2 separate regions of the Homo sapiens genome follow, and region 2 is linked to region 1. A link is an interaction called in ENCODE POLR2A ChIA-PET data of the cell type or tissue named here. Cell type or tissue: MCF 10A. All regions are shown on one strand. Region 1 overlaps NSD2 (nuclear receptor binding SET domain protein 2). Region 2 overlaps NELFA (negative elongation factor complex member A).

Evidence for each region. ChIA-PET counts read pairs that join two places held together with the same protein. Peaks named below come from ENCODE experiments on the same cell type or tissue, not always from the same donor. Only the 100,000 strongest peaks of a DNase experiment are listed, where the experiment ranks them.
Region 2: POLR2A ChIA-PET joins it to region 1 with 6 read pairs; 3 of 35 experiments call an interaction of 5 or more read pairs at or near these places.

The regions. Positions count from the first base shown.
Region 1 is chr4:1,935,415-1,943,414 of GRCh38, reverse strand. It overlaps NSD2 (nuclear receptor binding SET domain protein 2), which reads right to left. Exons shown (of 22, transcript NM_001042424.3): 8 at 4,883-4,964; 9 at 3,637-3,761. Among named protein-coding and RNA genes, the nearest start is that of MIR943, 47 kb to the left of the region's middle. In MCF 10A, no CTCF peak of the experiment used is centred here; DNase peaks (open chromatin) are centred at 3,074, 3,544 and 5,204.
Region 2 is chr4:1,993,790-2,001,789 of GRCh38, reverse strand. The region is part of intron 1 of NELFA (negative elongation factor complex member A); the gene reads left to right. Among named protein-coding and RNA genes, the nearest start is that of NELFA, 11 kb to the left of the region's middle. RefSeq lists an enhancer at 3,271-3,770. In MCF 10A, no CTCF peak of the experiment used is centred here; no DNase peak of the experiment used is centred here.

The DNA.
Region 1 (8,000 bases):
ATAACCATTATTACTGTCACAACAGGAAACCACGGAGTCCTGGCCAGGCACCCTAAGCATCTTACATGCGTTACATTACTTAATGGTTTACAACAAAATATTAGTCAGAAACGTTCATTAAAGATAAAACACAGCCAAAGAATCTGCCGGGAATTAACTGTGGGCTACTCGCATGGTACTGTGAATAGCACACCTTCTGCTTTTATGAGCTGAAGGGCAAGTAAGCCTTTTCCTTACCATGCAAAAATGCGGACACCTGGGGCAGGACACCAGGCTGCTCCCCGACATTAAGACAATGAAACATGAGGGCTGATGCTCTATAGAAGCAACTGATGCAGAGGTTGGTGTACATAACCTGATTACAGTATCCCCTTGGTCCGGGGCCTTGGATCAAAAGGGTTAAATGGTTCACAATAATACTGTAAATGGTATTTTTTTCTAAAAATTTACTGTATCTAGTGTCATAATAAAACTGTTTAGTAAAAAAGGATAGAATCAAAACTCTTCCTGCCTCTTATGTTGGAAATTAGTGTAGTATCTACAATACTGAATATATCTCACTGGCAATGAGAACAGCTGATGAGGACTCCTCCTAACGTGTGCTGTTAGTTTGTTTCTGAGGGTAGCGACGCTGATATTTTCCACAAAAGTCCAGTAAGTTACAAACTAGAGGAGAAGCAACTCTAACAGGGCCACCCCTTCCGTGCAAAGCCCTGCTGCAGCTCTGGACAGCCCCCAACTAAAGGGACTGCCTTTCAACTTGAAATCTACATTGACCACTGGAATATGAACGTGTTTCTATTATGAGATGAATGTGACGGATTAAATGGCCTTGATTAGTTATCTTACCTTGGTCTTAAAATTTGTTATCTGTTTTCTTCATTGTATGTGTTTATTAATACCAGTAAAAACAGATTATCACACATCTTCCATAAAATGATTGTGATAGAAATGTCACTGAGTGTGTACGATGATACGCCACCTGCAGCAGCATCCTGGAATATTACATCATTCTAAGTGCAGTACAGAGCAGCTGGGTTCAAATCCAACTTGACTGGTGTGGGCTCCCACAAAAGCTGTTACCAGTGAAGGCGAAAAAAATAAGAATTTGCTCTACTAAAGGAATAAAAAATGAAGTTACAAAACACTTAAATCACATTAATTCCTTCACAGGCCTTTGTCATGCAAGTGTGTAATTTTAATTTATTCTCTTCCTCAGGGTGATGTAGTACCATGTAATAATTATTCCAATAAAAATTTTTATTTATCACATATACCTTTTTCAAGAAGAATTTAAACTACAACATGACCTAAAGTGTTCTGAAATACCAACCCTATAAAAGTACCTTATTTCAAACAAATGTGATGAAAGGGAGGAAATACAAACATGCAAAGGGGGTGTGACCCAATGGGTGTGTGTCAGTGTGGACCTCAAACAGCAATTCTCATGGTCACCTAACTCATATCAGAATCGGGCCCAGCAGTCAACAGGCTGTTTTTTATAACACTACACTTTGCCTCATATGCTAACAGGCATTCAGCATTGGAAACATCACAAACATTTACTGTAGTTCAGTCGCGTTAATATATAATAGACAAGTTTATTTGTTCACCTAAAGTAGTTTTAACAGCATAATTCTATAAAAATGAACACTAATGGAAGATTTATCTAAGCCATACAAAAGTAGTTTAATGGAAAAGACCCAGTAATTTAAACGTTTTCATATAAGGAACATGATGCACACTATGGGATCTATGCATCACCTTCAAAATGTAGGAAGGTGTATTAATTTCACATATTTAATGTATTATATAAATGTATTTAACAACCTATCAACTTCTGACATTCTGAAGAATTAAAATTTAAGTCTAATGATGATAAAATGCTTCATCTATGTCTTCTCAAGGTCAGGACAACTGCCTAGGCCAGGGAGACTGAGCTCCCCTGACTCATGGGCAGGCCTCGACCCCGCTACACTGGCCTCATGCATTACTCTAAATCAAAGCCTTCGATATACATGACTTAGGATCAGGAATAACAGAGAAGATCTCAGCAGGCTCCATGTTCTCTCTACTGTACCTGACAACAGTATAAGCAACAACTCAAGTGAATAACCGGACCAAAATTATGATAACAGAAAAACTCATTAAAAGCTCTTTAAAGCAAAAATCTCAACTTAAGTGAAAAATGTTTAATATTCTTCTTTGGAACTGTAAATGACCTTTCATTTAATTTTCTAAGATTTTAACCTGAACTTGGACAAGAAAGAAAGGAAAAAGGAAAAATAATTTGTATAAAATTTGCCTTTTCATATTTCAGTAAGCTCCTAGATGTTTCAGTAAATAATTCTTACTGCCTTTTCTCCAGTGTGTCCAAACATCACAAAATGCTTAATTATCTACACGTATCAAACTGTAAAGCAGCCCCAGTCCCACCATCCGTGAACAGGTCTCGACCACCACTGAGTTGGTTTGAGTCCCTGCAGAAAATCCCACTCGGAGGAGTGGTCGCTGAGGATTCAGAGTGGCAAGCCGCAGAGCTCTATGAGCCCCGCCCAGGTTGCCTAGGTCCCTGACCTTCCTGCACTGGAAGGCCTACACTCCTCTAATGAGTGGAAACAACTGAGGCACACCCCATCCTTCCTGGGGACCATGGCAGAGACCTGGCCAGAAGTGCCGCCTTCTGACTCAGCAAGAGTAAGGGGCCTGTCCAACCCTTGCCTCACTACCCTGTTCCAAAAGGGCCCCCAGTTATCATCTCCTCATAAACATGACAAAAACAGGACCCATGTCTACAATGAGAAAAACAGCATCACGGAGAACCAAATAACAAGAAATTAAAACTCCAAAGCTCTATGAAGGTAATCCCTAAAAATCAGGAAACCAAAACTACCTCCGAACAAAAAAGTGTCACACCTACGTTCTGTGGCTATTTGTTGTTTTTGGCAACGGCAAAAAATTTAGGTTTGATAATAAAGTCTAAGTGTCATGTTACAATGATGGCAGGCAGCAGCCCCAAATGGCTTTATTTTGCTATCATGTACTCTGCAAGTCCAGAACACAGGAGTCATATTACAATGGTAGTTCTGACTCACCTCAACACTCAAGTAACTAAAAATGTGCCAGAATTTAAAGGACCAAAGCCATGAAATGCATGAGAACAAAGAAATCTTTGGCTTCCTCCATGAGCCTAGGTCTGGAAGCAACAGGAATCAGGTGTGGTGTGTGAGTCGCCTTCCACCCCACCCAGTATATGTCAGCTCAACTGACACTGTGCCCTTTCAGAACCAACGCAGACTTACTTCCATGTGAACTCTTACAGTGTGAGGGCTACACAGAACACAACATTCTTCAGACAGATTTTAAGAACTATGAAACTGCATCAAGACTGAAGTATATCTGTACATGTACACAGACACTGTGTGCGTGTGTATAAAAAGTGCTCAAATAAACTAACATAGTGCACTGTTTGTCCATTTCATGAATCTGAGTTAGCCAAGAGGCCCTAAAACATCTGCACTGGCAGTGAGCACCAATGCTGCGCTTATGAAGTCTGAGCATTACTCACACTGCAGCGTGGGCAGCTAAATGGCCTTCATACCAATGCCATGGTTATCGTTATTATTATTATTTTACCTCATTCTCAGTTAAGGATGCAGAAGGAGATGAACTTTTGCTAAACCCAAGAGCTGAAGATGCTGCCGTGGAAGCCCGATTTCGCTTCTTCAGTGGTTTACATGCATCAGACAGATTTTTCGTTGCTGTAAAATAATTTTGGTTTGTAAAGTTTCAAATCATAAACCCTTGATCTTTTTACTGCTTAAAAATTACCCCTCAAATAAGTGAAGTTCTAAAGATGAATCTTCTGAATTCCTTTGTCCTTCTGGCTTAACTTTCTATCATGGAAAAATCTGAACATAAACAAAAGCAGACAAACTGTACAATGAACCCCATGTCCTCGCTACTTGGCCCCCAAAAACATCAACCTGGGGCCAGCGTGGCTCTATCCATACCTGGTTCCACGTCCCCCTGCCAGATTATTCTGAAGCAAATCCCAGACATATCATTTCATCCATAAGAAGTTTAGCACAAATCTCTAAACATAAAGTCTTACATATAACCACAATGCTACTCCCACACTTAAAAGTAACAATGCTCTTATATCATCAGCTAGCGTTCAAATGTCCAATTGCTCATGTCTTTTTTTTTTTTTAAAGTCTGTTTAACTGATTTTTAAAAGCCAGTCAAGCACCTCATGCAAAACAAGAAAAACAGAGCCATTGCCACTCTCCTCCCCAGGGTTTTGTTTTCCTTTTAATTAAGAGTTGGAGAAGGTATGACTTCTTCAATAAGGGATCAAACAGGTATTTCAAAAAGATAACTAAAAGGTAAAAGGAAGTGTAATTTCCCCTCTTATTTTTTTGACAATTATTTTTCATAAAGGTTTTAAGCTAGTTTCTTTAGCATGTGAAATATAAATAACGAGCCCTTACTGTTAGCTTACATGCAGAGGGTCAGGGTACTGAAGGGTGACAGAATTTACAGTAGCAACTGGCACCATCAAGTAAGAAACCTGAAAACTTCTGGTTGAAATCACTTTTCTAGTAAAATTTTAAATTGCAAATAATAGAGCCAAGTAAAAAGTAACTTCAATAAAATTTAGCCAAACCCTTCAAAATAACATACACATTAAAACAGTTTAGTTTTCAACCACAGGAGAACCTCCTTTCCTTCTTTTTCACTCCTAGCTTAATTGTGGATTCCTCCCCTGCCCTGTTCCCCTTCACCAGCCCCAGCCTTCCCCTTTCACACTCTCAGCCCACCCACCCAGCCCAGCCTGGGCACCCAGAAGCCAAGAAGGAAAGGGCGCTGACCACATTACCTGCCTGGCTCTTGAGCGAGGAGGCTGCCTCCATGGCCTTGTAAGAGCTTGTTCTGGCCGTTTTGTCAGTGATTGTGTCTCTCTATTATTTAAAAAAAAAAAAAAAAAAAAAAAAAGAAAGAAAAAAAAAAGAAAAGAAAAAAAGGAAAAAAAAAGAAAAAGAACAACAAAAGGAAAAGAAAGGAAAAAAAATCTCCTCATGTGAATGAACACAGGTTGCTGAAAAGTTTCGTGGCAGAAACTTCTTCCTTTGGAAATGTGTTCCACACATAAGTCATCCATGGTTGCCCAATCTCAGACTTTTTTCACAATCTGGACTGATTCTTTCTTCGCACCTCCCGCTCTCGCATCTGTCAGGAGGGCGAGGTGGGTGGGGCCACGCCAAGACCCGCTGCAGTCATGTGGTTAAGACACCTGATACGAGTCTTATTGAACATGCACCTAGACTCTCCACTGAACCCAAAGCAGAGGATGAACATGAGAAAAATGGATCCTTCCATTCAAGAGGTGCCCAATCAAGTTAGACTCAGCCCTGCTAAGTCAGGACCAACATTACTAGTATCACTATACTGAGGATTTCCAATTTTTAGACAAACACCAGATACACCTAATGAACAAAGATCATCAGTAAAACATGTCACAACTGAGAAAAGCAAGAAATGGGAGAAGGGATCATGAAGCTTTTCTCAAGGGCTGAGATTCTGAAAGGTGTGGCTGAAAACTGTCCTGTCCCCATAGCACTAGAGCAGCGCTGCCCAGGGAATGACTTGCCACTCCTGCACTCATACTCCATCTCACCCACCTGCCTGGAACCAGAGCCAGTGAGACAGGATGCGGTGAGGTGGAATCCAGAGGATCATGGACAAGGCGACAGGAGAATGCACTTGGGACAGTGCCTAGCATGTCAGAAGTGCTCAGTGCACATTGGGTGTCATATGTGGTTTGGCTCAGGTTTATAAAACCCAAATCTGAAGAGACAAGACACCATTACTTCTTTTTATCATGTGCTATCTCCTGAGATAGGAGCTAATAAAACATTACTAGCCACTTAATGTGAATTTTGGTATTCTGAGTGTCTAGGGTCATGTATTTTTTAGGTATAACATTTACACAAATATTTCAAAACAACCAGTTTCAGTATGATTGCCAGCAAAGGGCTGCTTTAATAGAAGGTAACCTGGCCAGCCGCAGTGGCTCACACCTGTAATCCCAGCACTTTGGGAGGTGGAGGTGGGCGGATCACTTGAGGTCAGGAGTTTGAGACCAGCCTGGCCAACATGGTGAAACCCCATCTCTACTAAAAATACAAAAAAATTAGCTGGACATGGTGGCACGCACCTGTAATCCCAGCTACTCGGGAGTCTGAGGCAGGAGAATCACTTGAATCGAGGAGGCGGAGGTTGCAGTGAGTGAAGATTGCACCACTGCACTCCAGCCTGGGTGACGAAGTGAGACTCCCTCTCAAAAAAAAAAAAAATTAGGTGACCAGAGCAAATGTTAAGTGCAGGCTTCCTGGTAACTACAAACCTTAGTGACTACAGGTGAATCTGACCTAGCTTACTGCTGAACACTTGATCACTCAACAACCTCACCTATGGCAGGTGCCCCAGAAGAATGTTCTGTGGGCCAGAAAAATGGCGCAGGGCCTGCCTGCTCCTCTCAACTACAAATACAAGTTTAAAGAAATAAGGTAAATGATATGGTGTCCACATATTTACACCTTAGCAATATGTGAGATGTATTTTCCATTCTTTGAAATAAAAAGAGCATTTTAACTCAGATCAGTGAAAAACAGGATGAAGCTTTACTCAAAATCACAAATATACAACTACTCTGTCAGAACTTTTTTTTTTTTTTTTTTTTTTGAGATGGAGTCTCCTTCTGTCACCCAGGCTGGAGTGCAGTGGCGCAATCTCAGCTCACTGCAACCTCCGCCTCCCAGGTTCAAGTGATTCTCCTGCCTCATCCCGAGTAGCTGAGATTACAGGCATGCACCACCACACCCGACTAATTTTTGTATTATTAGTAGAGATGGGGTTTCACCATGTTGGCCAGACTGGTCTTGATCTCCTGACCTCAGGTGATCCACCTGCCTCAGCCTCCCAAAGTGCTGGGATTACAGGTGTGAGCTACCACACCCGGCCAGAACTATTATCGAATAAAATAGAAATTCAAACAAAGTACAAAGTCTAATTAAAGTCTCAGTTCATGAAAAAGTTAACCGGACATCTGAGACAGTTGAAATGAATGGCACCACTTCATACACTAGGAAAAGGGCTCACGTCTTCTACATGCATGGGCACCATACGCTAGACAGAATAACCCGGTGTTTCCTTGGTTGGTTTCACTCCCCTGCAGGTACCAGGCAAACTCTGTCCCTGGACACATGCTGGCAGTAAGCGAGGAGCACAAGGACCCGGGGCTGGCTTTGTATCTATGCTGCACTTTTCCTGCACAGCCTGTTTAGTATTCCCATTCAGTAAACAATAACATGAATTACTAATAAACTAAATAAAATCTAGGTTCATTGCCTTTAATGAACTGTTGACTTTTTATTGACATGTAACACATATCTCTAATGGACTTTGATGCCAGTTCATTACTTACATCCTGAATAATAAGCCCTATAGAGAGGTTATGGTGTTTGGGGGTTTTTTTGTTTGTTTTTTTTTGAGACAGAATCTTGCTGTGTCGCCCAGGCTGGAGTGCAGTGGCATGATCTCAGCTCACAGCAACCTCTGCCTGTCAGGTTCAAGCAATTCTCCTGCCTCAGCCTCTTGAGTAGCTGGGATTACAGGTGCACGCCACCATGCCCAGCTAATTTTTTGTATTTTTAGTAGAGACGGGGTATTACCATCTTGGCCAGGCTGGTCTCGAACTCCTGACCTCAAGCAATCCACCTGCCTCGGCCTCCCAAAGTGCTGGGATTAGAGACGTAAGCCACCACACCCGGCCAAAGAGGTTATTTTTAGTGACAATTTTGTCCAATCTAAAAAACAAGTATTACTCAAAGCATTTGGATGTCTGTTTTCTTGCAGAGCAACACACCATCGGTTTCTGTGATAACACCCCTGGAGGGTAAGAACCTGCAAGCAGCCTTTCTCAATGGGGTTCTGTA
Region 2 (8,000 bases), 58 kb before region 1:
CTGGGATTACAGGCTTGTGCCACCACGCCCGGCTAATTTGTGTATTTTTAGTAGAGATGGGGTTTAACCACGTTGGCCAGGCTGGTCTCAAACTCCTGACCTCAGGTAATCTGCCTGCCTCAGCCTCCCAAAGTGCTGGGATTACAGGCGTGAGCCACTGCACCCGGCCCCTCTCTTATTTTCTTCAACAGTGGTTTGTAGTTCTCTTTGAAGAGGTCCTTCACATCCCTTGTTAGCTGTATTCCTAGGTATTTTATTCTCTAGTGATTTTGAATGGGAGTTCATTCATGATTTGGCTCTCTGCTTGCCTATTAAAATCACATTGATTTTGTATTCTCGGACTTTGCTGAAGTTGCTTATCAGTTCAACAAGTTTTTGGGCTGAGTTGATGGGGTTTTCTAAATATAAAATCATGTCATCTGCAAACAGAGACAACTTGACTTCCTCTCTTCCTATTTGAATACTCTTTATTTCTTTCTCTTGCCTAATTGCCCTGGCCAGAACTTCCAATACTATGTTGAATAGGAGTGGTGAGAGAGGACATCCTTATTATCTTGTACCAGTTTTCAAAGAGAATGCTTCCAGCTTTTGCCCATTCAATATGGTATTCGCTGTGGGTTTGTCTTAAATAACTCTTAATATTTTGAGATACGTTCCATTAATACCTAGCTTATTGAGAGTTTTTAACATGCAGGGATGTTGAATTTTATCAAAGGCCTTTTCTGCATCTGTTGAGATGATCATGTGGTTTTTGTCTTTGGTTCTGTTTATGTGATAGATTATGCTTGTTGATTTGCGTATGTTGAACCAGCCTTGCATCCCAGGGATGAAGCCACTTGATCGTGGTGGATAAGCTTTTTGATGTGCTGCTGGATTCGGTTTGCCAGTATTTTATTGAGGATTTTCACATTGATGTTCATCAGGGATGTTGGCCTGAAGTTTTCTTTTTTGTTGTCTCTTCCCAGTTTTGGTATCAGGATGATGTTGGCCTCATAAAATGAGTTAGGGAGGAGTCCCTCCTTTTCAATTGTTTGGAATAGTTTCAGAAGGAATGGTGCCAGCTCCTCTTTGTATTTCTGGTGGAATTCAGCTGTGAGTCCGTCTGGTCCTGGGCTTCTTTTGGTTGGTAGGTTGTTACTGCCTCATTTTCAGAGCTTGTTATTGGTCTAGTCAGGGATTCGACTTCTTCCTGGTTTAGTCTTGGGAGGGTGTATGCACCCAGGAATTTATCCATTTCTTCTAGATTTTCTAGTTTATTTGTGTAGAGGTGTTTATAGTATTCTCTGATGGTAGTTTGTATTTCTGTGGGGTCAGTTGTGATAGCATCTTTATTATTATCATTATTATTATTTGGTGTCTATTTGATTCTTCTCTCTCTTCTTTATTAGTCTAGCTAGCATTCTGTCTATTTTGTTAATTTTTTCACAAAACCAGCTCCTGGATTTGTTGATATTTTTTGGGGGGGAGGGTTTTTCGTGTCTCTATGTCCTTTAATTCTTGTCTGATCTTAGTTATTTCTTGTTTTCTGTTAGCTTTGGGGTTAGTTTGCTCTCTTGCCTCTCTGGGTCTTTTAATTGTGATGTTAATTACATCTCTGGGTCTTTTAATTGAGATCTTTCTAGCTTTCTGATATGGGCATTTAATGCTATAAATTTCCCTCTTAACACTGCTTTAGCTGTGTCCCAGAGATTCTGCTACATTGTCTCTTTGTTCTCATTGGTTTCAAAGAAATTCTTGATTTCTGCCTTAATTTCATTATTTGTCCAGGAGTCATTCAGGAGCAGGTTGTTCAATTTCCATGAAATTGTGTGGTTTTGAGTGAGTTTCTTAATCTTGAGTTCTAATTTGCACTGTGGTCTGAGAGACTGTTATGATTTCAGTTCTTTTGCATTTGCTGACTTCCAGTTAATTACATGGTCGATTTTAGAGTAAGTGCCACGTAGCACTGAGAAGAATGTATATTCTGTTGATTTGAGGTAGAGAGTTCTGTAGATGTCTACTAGGTCCACTTGATCCAGAGTTGAGTTCAAATCCTGAATATCCTTGTTAGTTTTCTGTCTCGTTGATCTAATATTGACAGTGGGGTGTTAAAGTCTCCCCCTATTATTGTGTGGGAGTCTAAGTCTCGTTGTAGGTCTGTAGGAACTTGTTTTATGAATCTGGGTGCTCCTGTATTGGGTGCATATATATTTAGGATAGTTAGCTCTTGTCGAATTGTTCCCTTTACCATTGTGTAATACCCTTCTTGTCTTCTTTGATCTTTGTTGGTTTAAAGTCTGTTTTGTCAGAAACTAGGATTGCAACCCCTGTCTTTTTGTTTGCTTTCCATTTGCTTGAAGTTTCCTCCATCCCGTTATTCTGAGCCTGTGTGTGTCTTTGCGTGTAAGATGAGTCTTCTGCATACAGCACACCAATGGGTCTTGACTCCTTATCCAATTTGCCAGTCTGTGTCTTTTAATTGGGGCATTCAGCCCATTTACATTGAAGGTTAATATTGTTATGTGTGAATTCGGTCCTGTAATCATGATGGTATCTGGTTATTTTGCACACTAGATGCAGTTTCTTTGTAATGTCATTGGTCTCTATATTTTGGTGTGTTTTTTCAGTGGCTCGTACTGGTTTTTCTTTCCATATTTAGTGCTTCTTTCCAGAGTTCTTCCGGGGCGGGGCTGGTGGTAACAAAATCCCTCAGCATTTGCTTGTCTGAAAAAGATTTTATTTCTCCTTCACTTATGAAGCTTAGTTTGGCTGGATATTAAATTCTGGGTTGAAAATTCTTTTCTTTAAGAATGTTGAATATTGGCCCCCAAACTCTTCTGGCTTGTAGAGTTTCTGCAGAGGTCTGCCATTAGTTAGTCTGATGGGCTTCCCTTTGTAGGTGACCTGGCCTTTCTCTCTGGCTGCTCTGAACAGTTTTTCCTTCATTTCGACCTTGGAGAATTTGATGATTATGTGTCTTGGGGTTGATCTTCTCATGGAGTGTCTTAGTGGGGTTCTCTGTATTTCCCAAATTTGCATGTTGGCCTGTCTCTAGGTTGAGGAAGTTCTGGATAATATCCTTAAGTGTGTTTTCCAGCTTGTTTCCATTCTCCCCGTCTCCTTCTGGTACTCCAGTCAGTAGTAGGTTTGGTCTTTTTATGAAATCCCGTGTTTTTTGGAGGCTTTGTTCGTTCCTTTTCATTCTTTTCTCTCTATTGTTGTCTGCATGTCTTATTTCAGTAAGGTGGTGTTCAAACTCTGATATCCTTTGTTCCGCTTTGTGGATTCGGCTGTTAATACTTGCGGATGACTCATGAGGTTCTGGTGCTGTGTTTTTCAGCTTCATCAGGTCATTTATGTTCCTCTCTAAACCGGTTATTCTAGTTAGCAATTCCTCTGACCTTTTATCAAGGTTCTTAGCTTCTTTGCATTGGGATAGAACATGCTCCTTTAGTTCATCATTGTTTTTTTTTTTATTACCCATCTTCTGAAGCCTACTTCTGTCAGCTCGTCCATCCAATCCTCCGTCTAGTTCTGCGCCCTTTTTGGAGAGACATTGTGATCATTTGGAGGAGAAGAGGCACTCTGGCCTTTGGGGTTTTCAGCATTTTTTCGTTGATTCTTTCTCATCTTCGTGAGTTTGTCTAGTTTCAGTCTTTGAGGCTGCTGACCCTTGGATGGGGGCTTTTGTTGTGGTTGTTGTTGTTGTTGTTGATGCTGTTGTCGTTTTCTGCTCGTTTGTTTTCCTTGCCGTAGTCATGTCCCTCTTCTGTAGGGCTGCTGCAGTTTGCTGGGGGTTCACTTCAGGCCATATTCATCTGATTCACTCCCATGCCTGGAGGTGTCACTAAAGGAGGCTGCAGAACAGCAAAGATGGGTGCCTGCTCCTTCTTCTGGGACCTCTGATCTCGAGGGGCACCAACCTGATGCCAGTAGGGTCACTGCTGTATAGGGTGTCTGACAACCCCTGTTGGAGGGTCTCACCTAGTTGGGTGACATAGGGAGCAGGACCCATTTAATGAAGCACTTTGTCCCATGATGGAGGGAGTGTGCTTCAGTGGGGGGAAACCACTTGTCTGGGCTGCCCAGGTTATTCTATATTTAACATTTTGAGAAATTGCCAAACTATTTTCCATAGTGGCTACACCATCTTACTTTCTCCATAGTGATTTTCGAGTGTTCAGTCTCTCACATCCTTGCCAACATTTGTTATCTTTTTGATATAGCGATCCTAGTGGGTGTGAGCACAAAGGAACTTTAAATTTTATCAAATGCTTAAATATCTATTGACATGTAATTCACCACATTAACAAAATAGCTTTAATTATAAACCAACCTTGCATTCCTGCGGTAAACCTAAATTGGTCATTTTATGTTGTTAGATTATATCATCCTGATGTTTTGTATAGGAATTTTGTACTATATCTTTGTTCTTGGGTGAGATTGACCTGTAGTTTTACTTACCCAGACTGTCTTTGTTGGATTTTGGTATTGGGGTTATGCTACCCTTAAAAAAGGATTTGTAATGTATCTGGTCTTTTCTTTTTCTTTGGAAAGTTTGTTTACTAATGGAGTGATTTCTTCCTAAATATTTGGTAGAACTTGGTAATGAAGCCTTCTGGACCTGAAATTTACTTTGTGGGAGGATTTTTCAGTATTGATTTTTGTTTTTATGGGTTTTGTTTTTTTTGTTTGTTTTAATGCATAGTGTCACTGTCACTCAGGCTGGAGTGGCAGTGATGTGATCATAACTCACTGTAACCTTAAACTCCTAAGCTCAAGTGATCTCCTGCCTCACCTTCCTGAGCAGCTAAGACTGCAGGCATGCACCACCATACCTGCCTACTTTTCTTTTTTTTTAAATTTTTTGTAGAGAGAGTGTCTCAAATACCCTTCTGTCATCGAGGCTGGAGTGCAATGGTGCAATCTTGGCTCACTGCAACCTCCACCTTCCAGACTCAAGTGATTATCGTGCCTCAGCCTTCTGAGTAGCTGGGATCACAGGCGTGTGCCACCATTCCCGGCTAATTTTTGTATTTTTAGTAGAGACAGGTTTTTGCCACGTTGGCCAGTCTGGTCTCAAGCTCCTGACCTCAAGTGATCCACATGCCTTGGTTGACCAAATTGCTGGGATTACAGGCATGAGCCAATATGACCAGCTCAAACATCTTCTTTTTAAATGTCAGAAGCATGTATAGTGATTATTTCTTATTTTTTCCCCCTTGATCCATCTCACCAGATGTTTGTTGATTTTATAAGAATTTTCAAACTACCAGCTTCTGGCTTTGTTGAACTTGGATTTCTGTTTCACTAATTTTCTTTCTCCTGTCTTTGTACTTACTTTGTTGCTCTTTTTCTAAGTTTTAAAGATGGATGCCAATCTCAGGCTTCTTTTCGTGTGTGTATGTGCGTATGTCCATAAATTCTCTTCTAATTACAGTGTAAGCCGCATCCCACAAGTTTTGATAGTCACAGAACTGTATCGTCACACTATTTTTTAATTTCAGTAAGTTCTTCACTGATCCCTGTGTAATTTAGAAATGTTTCATAATTTCCCTACATTGGAGGGGAAGATAGTTTTGTTTTTATTATTAATTTCTAGCTGTATTGAGCTCTTGTCAGAGAATATGGTTTATTTTAGTCGTTTGAAATTTAAGATCTGCTTAATGGCAAAATGTATGGTCAGTTTTTGTAAATGTTGCCAGTAAGCTTGCGAATCATATGTACTCTAGTTTTGAAATCCATTGCTCAGTGGATGTTCATTAGGCCAATTTGTATAATCATGTTGTACAAATCTATTCTATTCTTAACTGTTTTTTGTTTTAAAGGTGTGGGGTCTTACTATGTTGCCCGGGCTGGACTCAAATTCCTCAGCCTCCCAAGTATCTAGAACTACAGGCACGTGCAGCTTGGTTTAAAAAAAAAAAAAAAAATCAGTGAGAAGAGGATTTGTTGATCTCCCCGTTAGGATTATGGGTTTGTCTGTTCCTCCTTCTCAGCTTATGCTGTATATATTTTGGGGCTGTGTTATTAGGTGCATCCAAGTGTATAGTTGTTATAGTTACCATGTGAGCTCAACCTTGGATCTTTACATAGAGATTCTCTGTATTTAGTAATGTTTTGTTCTTAAAATCTGCTTCCATCTAACATTAATATAAATGTACCAGCTTTATTTTATATGTATGTTTCTTGGACTTTGTCTTTATGTATTACAAGAAATTGTGATAAAGACCTCATTTAACTGGATTGTGAAAGGACTAGGCCATTCTGGGTCATTTACTTTTCTGAAAAATATTTTTATTTTCTTGGTATTTAAAAAAAGGTTTATAAGACATTCTAATTTATCTTAGTTTTCTTCCTTCATTTATTTAGGGGTCTGGTATCTTAGGGATATCATTCTGAAAATTAAACTTTTCTACATAGGACCATAGATACAGGGTGACTAGATGACTGGGCTGGATGTGTTCCACAGTGTATCAGTCAGGGTTCTCCAGAGAAACAGAACCAAGAGGGTATATAGACACATACATGCACACACACCAGGAGAGCCAGTGATGTAAGCCCTGAGACTCAAGACCCAGGAAGAGCTGATGTTTCAGCCAGAGTCTGAAGGCTGGAAAAGACCAATCTTCCAGCTCAAACAGGCAGGAGTTCCCCTTACTCAGCATTTTTGTTCTGCTTTGGTTTTCAGTTGATTGGATGAGACCCACTCAGCAGTAGGGAGGGCCCTCGCCTCACTCAGTACAATTCAGATGTTAGTCTTATGTAGAAACATCCTCACAGACACACCTGGAATCATGAGGGACTAACTGTCCAGGTGCCCCATGGCCCAGTCAAGTTGACACATAAGGTTAACCTTATGCATGGCATCTGCTACAACTTGTGTTTCTGAATGAAATTCTACAACCAGTTCACTGGTTTTGTAATGTGTCTTTTTATTTTTAATTTTTTTTTTTTTTTTTGAGACGGAGTCTCACTCTGTTGCCCAGGCTGGGGCACGCAATCTCGGCTCACTGCAAGCTCCACCTCCCGGGTTCACGCCATTCTCCTGCCTCAGCCTCCCAAGTAGCTGGGACTACAGGTGCCCACCACCACGCCCGCCTAATTTTTTGTATTTTTAGTAGAGGCAGGGTTTCACTGTGTTAGCCAGGATGGTCTCAATCTCCTGACCTTGTGATCCGCCCACCTCAGCCTCCCAAAATGCTAGGATTACAGGTGTGAGCCACCATGCCCGGCTTTTTTTTTTTTGACAGACTCTTGCTCTGTTGCCCAGGCTGGAGTACAGTGGCGCCATCTTGGCTCACCAGAATCTCTGCCTCCCAAGTTCAAGCAATTCTCCTGCCTCACCTTCCCCAGTAGCTGGGATTACAGGAGTGCACCACCATGCCTGGCTAATTTTTGTATTTTCAGTAGAGATGGGGTTTCGCCATGTTGGACAGGCTGATCTCGAACTCCTGACCTCAAGTGATCCACCCGCCCTAGCCTCCCAGAGTGCTGGGATTACAGACGTGAGCCACCGTGCCCAGCCAATTTTTAATTTTTTTAAGAAATGAAATCTTGCTCTGTTGCTCAGGCTGGAGTGGAGTAGTGCCATCTTTGTTCACTGCAGCCTTGAACCCCTGGGCTCAAGTGATCCTCCTGCCTCAGCCTCCCGAGTAGCTGGAACCACAGGCGTGAGCCACTATACCCGGCCCTATTCCTCTGAAAAGCTTAGTAAACAGCAGTTCTTTATACCAGGGAAGAGGAAGAGACATTTTAATGATGTGATAGTTTATTCAGTGAAGAGTACAGAAATGAGTTAGGGCCCCTGCTCTCTAAGAATTACAGACCTTACAAGGTAGGCCTGGGCCGGGCGTGGTGGTGGCGCCTGGATTCCCAGCACTGTGGGAGCATGAGGCAGGAGAATCGCTGGACCTGGGAAGGCGGAGGTTGCAGTGAGCCGAGATCCTGCCATTGCACTCCAGCCCGGGCGACGACAACAGCGAGACTCTGTCTCAAAAAAAAAAAAAAAAAAAGGCCCA